Regions from separate parts of the Homo sapiens genome. Here region 2 is linked to region 1. A link is an interaction called in ENCODE POLR2A ChIA-PET data of the cell type or tissue named here. Cell type or tissue: OCI-LY7. All regions are shown on one strand. Each heading gives the region's core, and the rest is flanking DNA. Links, peaks and the distances in the headings are about the cores only.

What was found. ChIA-PET counts read pairs that join two places held together with the same protein. Peaks named below come from ENCODE experiments on the same cell type or tissue, not always from the same donor. Only the 100,000 strongest peaks of a DNase experiment are listed, where the experiment ranks them.
Region 2: POLR2A ChIA-PET joins it to region 1 with 22 read pairs; 2 of 35 experiments call an interaction of 5 or more read pairs at or near these places.

The regions. Positions count from the first base shown.
Region 1 is chr18:3,659,744-3,662,659 of GRCh38, forward strand. The region is part of intron 7 of DLGAP1 (DLG associated protein 1); the gene reads right to left. Among named protein-coding and RNA genes, the nearest start is that of DLGAP1-AS6, 8.2 kb to the left of the region's middle. In OCI-LY7, for the core only: no CTCF peak of the experiment used is centred there; DNase peaks (open chromatin) are centred at 1,188 and 1,608; H3K4me3 peaks cover 1,750 bases; H3K27ac peaks cover 2,500 bases.
Region 2 is chr18:3,819,702-3,822,617 of GRCh38, forward strand. All of the region lies in intron 4 of DLGAP1 (DLG associated protein 1), which reads right to left. Among named protein-coding and RNA genes, the nearest start is that of DLGAP1-AS3, 57 kb to the right of the region's middle. RefSeq lists an enhancer at 1,881-2,382. In OCI-LY7, for the core only: no CTCF peak of the experiment used is centred there; no DNase peak of the experiment used is centred there.

The sequences.
Region 1 (2,916 bases), core at 169-2,668:
TTAGTAGAGACAGGGTTTCACCATGTTGGCCAGGATGGTCTTGATCTCTTGACCTCATGATCCGCCTGCCTCGGCCTCCCAAAGTGCTGGGATTACACGCATGAGCCACCGCGCCCGGCCTATTTCCCTATTTCTTCTACTTCATCTCACATGACTTTTCCCCTTATTCCGGACCCATTAGCCACATGGTTTCTTTCTGTGCTTTGCAATGCTATTTCCTTTCTGCCCTTGGCTGGTGTACTTGCGGCTCGCTCCCTCTTGCCTGCTGCCCTAAACTGCCCAATCTTCCTATAACCAGCTCTTTTCTTTTGTTCACATTTGACTTCAAATATAACTTCCTCAGAGAGTCTTCCTTGATTACTATATTTAGAGCAGGCCAGAAATAACTCTATCCCATTGCTCTTATTTATTTATTTGTTTACTTAATTTTTATTTTTTAAAAGGATTGGGGGTGGGGGTCTCACTTTGTTGGCCAGCCTGGCCTTGAACTTCTGATTTCAAGCAATCCTCCAGCCTCAGACTCCCAAGTAGCAGGGACTACAGGTACCTGTCACCACAACTGGCTTTCTTTTATTTTTTAAAAATAGCACTTTTCACTGTTTGCAGTTATCTCATTGATTTCACATCTGCGTCCTTGTTTACCTCTGTCCTCCTCATTAGAATATAATCAGAAGGAGAGCAGGAACCTGGTCTGTTTTGTTTGCTGCTGTAACTCCTCTGCCCAGAAATTTGTAGCATAGAGCAAACACACAAAAAATATTTACTGAATGAAAAGGTGATCATTCCCGAGTATCCTCAAGGAGGATCTTATCAATCCCAGCAAATGTACTTCAAATACGTTATTTCAATTATGGATGTTATTGAGCTGAGTACTGAGATTTCATTATATTGACCACTGTCTATTTCTACTCAGAGGCTGTTCTTTATAGGGAGTTAGTCAAAATCTATGTGCAGAGTGAATACATATAACTTGCAGTAAATATTTAGGTGTTTTAGGGTTCCAATATTGGCAAGGTATCTGACAAGTAAGTTTATTGGCTACTTGGAGACAAAATTACGCCCTAAATGGACTTCAAGAAATATTAGTTAACTAACTTTATATTCAAATACCTCAATAATCTGCAGTTCTCTTGTCTCAACTGTCATCACCCTGGGCCAAATTATGACAGCAATGTTCACAGGAAACTGTATGATAAGGCACAATAGAGAAAGAGGAACTAAAAAAGAACTTCAGCCTTTAATATCCTTTTTCTAAGTTATTCCCATGCTGCAGGTGGAGAGACTTTTTCAAAAGATCATGTGACAGCCTTCCAACTCTTATTTTATTCATTTATTTTTTAGATGAAGTTTCACTATGTTTCTTAGGCTGGTCTCAAACTGCTGTGCTCAAGTGATCCTCCTGCCTCAGACTTCCAAGTAGCTGAGATTATCGGCATGTACCAGAGTGCCCAGTGAAATTCTTAAGACAAAAAGCCTTAACATGACTGCAAAACCCTCTATGATGTCACTTATAGGTGAATAAAAATGGCCACAAATTCTTCCACACTCCTCCCACAGACAGGTGGAGGCTATGTCTCCTCTCCTTGAATCTGGGTAAGCTCTGTGGCTGCTTTGACCATTAGAATACAGAGGAAATGATGCTGTCTGCCCAGATCTCATGAAACAGGCAGCTTCCCCTCTGGTGTCATGGACCACTCCCTCCGGGAAGCCTGAGACAGCAGGTTACAAGTCCTGAGACGGTCCTGATGGAAAGGCCACATGCAGACACTCATAAACATCAGCTGAGCCTAAGTGTCAAGTTTAGGCAGAGGGAAGAAGCTGTAAGGTCTTTTTTTTTTTTTTTTTTTTTTTGAGACAGAGTTTCACTTTGTTGCCCAGGCTGGAGTGCAGTGGCACGGCCTTGGCTCACTGCAACCTCCGCCTCCTGGGTTCAAGCAATTCTCATGCCTCAGCCTCCCACGTAGCTGGGATTACAGGCGCCTGCCACCATGCCTGGATGATTTTTTTTTTTGTATTTTAGCAGAGATGGGGTTTCACCATGTTGCTCAGGCTGGTCTCGAACTCCTGAGCTCAGGCAATCCGCTCATCTTGGCCTCCCAAAGTGCTAGGATTACAGGAGTTAGCCACTGCTCCCGGCCAGCTGTAAGGTCTTGAGAAGACTGCTGGTGAAGGCTGGGAGGACTGAAAATTGTCACTGGAGCCTGGAGAAAAGGTAACTCTATTAATGTAGTGGCAGAGAATTTGCTAACATTATCACTTGTAGTAATGTGGAAAATAGAAAATATACCCAAGGAACCCACGGATTTTAGTAAGAAAACTTCTAGGCAGAATGCTTAAAGTGCCATTTAAAAATTTAAAAAAAAAATTTTTTTTAAAGCTACACACAGTAAAAGGTGCAGGTAGAGAAAGATGAGTCAAAAAAGAACTGTTCAGTTTTCAAACAAAATTTGGAGACAATAAAGAGCTAGAATGTGTTGAGTAAAAACAAAACAAAACAAAACAAAAATTGTTTTAACACTCCTAGGGGGTGGCTGTAAAATACCTTTTAATGACTGTAGAAATATTTAAGGATGTACCTCATAGAGTTTCCAAAATAGACAAAAAGGCTTTTAAGAATCCTAAGGGTATTGTCCCACAGCACCCAACTCTGAGCCCAGACCAAAAAAGGGACTATCTTGAAGAGAATTGTAGGTATGTGTTTCATTTAACAGAAAGAAACCCAGTAAGATTCAAAGGATGCCCACAAAGATTATGAGAGAAGTGTATTAGTGGACACATAATCAGCTTGGACAAAGCAGGCAGAGGTAAAGTGCAAAGAGTCCTTAGAGCCCCCAGACTTTTATGGGTGAGACATAAGCTGAGAAGATTATTCAGCTGAAAGTGCTATTTCTTATGGAAAGGGGACAACTCAGAAGG
Region 2 (2,916 bases), core at 302-2,801, 160 kb after region 1:
GTGTAGGGTGACACTGCCCAAGCTGAGGTCTGCCATTCACAGTTCAGGAATCTCCCCCGCCCCCTTCTAGCATATTCATATATGTCTTTTGACATGTCTTTTGGGTAACAATTGTTATTTTTTGATAAACTACAAAGCACATATTTTAGATAAGAAAATAATATCATAGTGTTTTAAGGTCTGTTTGAAGGAAAAAATTAATAAACAAATAGTGGGTTACAACCCTTTGAAAGAAAAGTTACAAGAACTACTCTATCAGATGTAGGAACGCTTAGTTTTAAAAGTCTCTCCCCAAGGGCATCTAGCTTGAGTGCCCCACTTTGGCTGGGCTGCAGTTATCAAAGTGTAGCTAAATAGATTACAGTCTGTGCCAATGATGGTCTGTGAGACGATGATTGAGAGATGAAGCCATGTGCACGTGACTCTTTGAGAGCGGATTATCTCAGGATGGGAAGTTGCATGGTGAGGTGTGGAGTAATGAGAATGCGTGAGATTTTGGGAAATCTGAGAGCCACAAAAGGAATGAAGACACTTAGAAAGCCGGGACAGCTGAAATGAAGCATATGTCCTGAAAATATACAAGGGCAGGCCTGTGCGATTCTGTGAGCTATTCTGGGTTGCAGAGATTTGGGAGGAAAACTGATGAACCCAAGGCTGTGAGTACATAAAGCAAAGTTCTATTTCATCAGGAACCAAAGAACTGGGAGGAAGGAACCTAGGCATTTGGTTGATTTGGTGAAAACAAAGGCAGTAGAGCAAGGAAAAGTAGCAATTGAATGGTGGGCATGAGGGATAGGCTTCTATTTGCACAGTTACCCCTCAGCAGCTGTTGATTCCTTCCCAAGCACAAGGTATTTCAATGACAGCAGCCAGGTAAATAAGGGTGCTTGGCAGTGACTTAGGGATCAACCTGTTTGACTTTCCTGTGCTTGAAAAGGAATGGTAAATAGGAGGAGAAAAATGTACATTATGAAAGGAGAGTTGGGCATCTGACATTCATGAAAAAATCTGACAATTATGGAATAATCTCAATGAGCTAGGGGCAGTGCCTATGTTACTTTATGTTAATCTTTGCAGCAGTTGTATAGAATAGGCATTACTATTTCCATCTTACTGCTTCAAAATTGAGATTCAAAAAGGAGAGTTAGGCATCTGACATTCATGAAAAAATCTGACAATTATGGAATAATCTCAATGAGCTAGGGGCAGTGCCTATGTTACTTTATTTTAATCTTTGCAACAGTTGTATGAAATAGGCATTACTATTTCCATCTTACTGCTTCAAAATTGAGATTCAAAAAGGTAAAATGCAATGGCTCATGCCTGTAATCCTAGCACTTTGGGAGGCCAAGGCAGGAGGATCACTTGATTCCAGGAGTTTGAGACCGGCCTAGGCAACATAGCAAGACCCCATCTCTACAAAATAATTTTTTAAATGTAGCTGGTGTGGTGGTGGTATGTGCCTATAGTCCTAGCTATTTGGGAGGCTGAGACAAGAGGATTGCTTGAGCCCAAGAGTTTGAGGCTGCAGTGAGCTATGATGGTGCCACCACTCTCCAGCTGGCCGACAGAGTGAGACTCTGTGTCAAAAAAAAAAAAAAAAAAAAAAAAAGATGAAACGACTTGCCCAAGGTCATAATAATTGGTAGAAATGTGCATTTGTCTGACATCAAAGCTTTTAATAATATTACCTTGCCTCTGATGAATCCGTGATGATTAAGTGAATGAACCAATAAACTAAAAAAAAGAAGAAGAGAATGGGGTGCACGCTCCCACTCAACAGTCGTGGTTTTTAAAATAAAATGTAACCATTCAAATAAGCATAAACGTTCTCGTGTCACTAATTTTCTAGCACTGCTAAAAGAGGGTTCAAAATAATAAACACTTAATTCTGAAGTGAAAGAGTGTTGTTGTTTCCTGGTCTGGGGCTGCCTTACCAAGTATTGTTTGCAGCTGCTGTTTAAACAAGCATGAACAGTTTGGAGGAGGGAGTGGGTGATTAGAAAACTTGCAGGACAGCCACACCTTTAAGGGTGGCTTGGGAGCCTTGAAGCATCCCAACAGCGTTTTAGCATTTGTAAGAAGGCTCCACCCTGGACTTTAGGTTCCTGCCTACAACTTTTTAGAGAAATGGCTGTAATGTGTTGGCCTTCTAAGCACTTTTAGTGGGCTCTCAGATTCCCTACTCACTCGATTTCTTTGCATCTTCTTTGCAGCTGGGAGAACTGCTTTTCTGCTCCACACAGCTTTCACCTTGACAAATGCGACTTGGCTTAAATGTCCCTTTAGCCTTTTTAGCTTGCTCTTCTCATAGCAAAAACAGAAAAAAAAAAAAAAAAGAGCAAGAATAGGAAAATTACAATTATGCAATGTGCAGATCCCTAGGCATGATTGTTGCTTCCCAATCAGGAGAAGATTTCCCTGGCAACCGCCCTTTCTTACTCCCCTGGAAGCCCGAAATTGGTGGAAAACTTAATTTGTTTTAGATTGCTTAAAATTACCTTTTAAGGATAAGAGTAAATACCTACCTCTTTAAATAGAATTTATACCCTTTGTCACAGCTCTTCCAAATAACATTTTTAAATGATCTTGAAAGAATAGAACATTGTAAACAGTGATACATACGGTAATTTGCTTACCATGACCCTGTAGAATTATTCTTACCCACAAACATTTACAGTATCTGCAGGGTACCCAGCACCATAGCAGGGGCTGGGTAAATACACCAAAAGCATTTTATAAAACACAGTCTCTGGTGTTAAAGGAGTTTATAAGTTTTGAGTGGATCTGGTGAATCTGGAGGGTGGAGGAAGGAAACGAGTAAAGAGCAGCTTTAAGTAAGTCAAGCTGAGTCGAGTATTAAATCTCAGTACCTCTGAATTTCCTACTGGGTTTGAAGCTTGTTCCCATAAATCC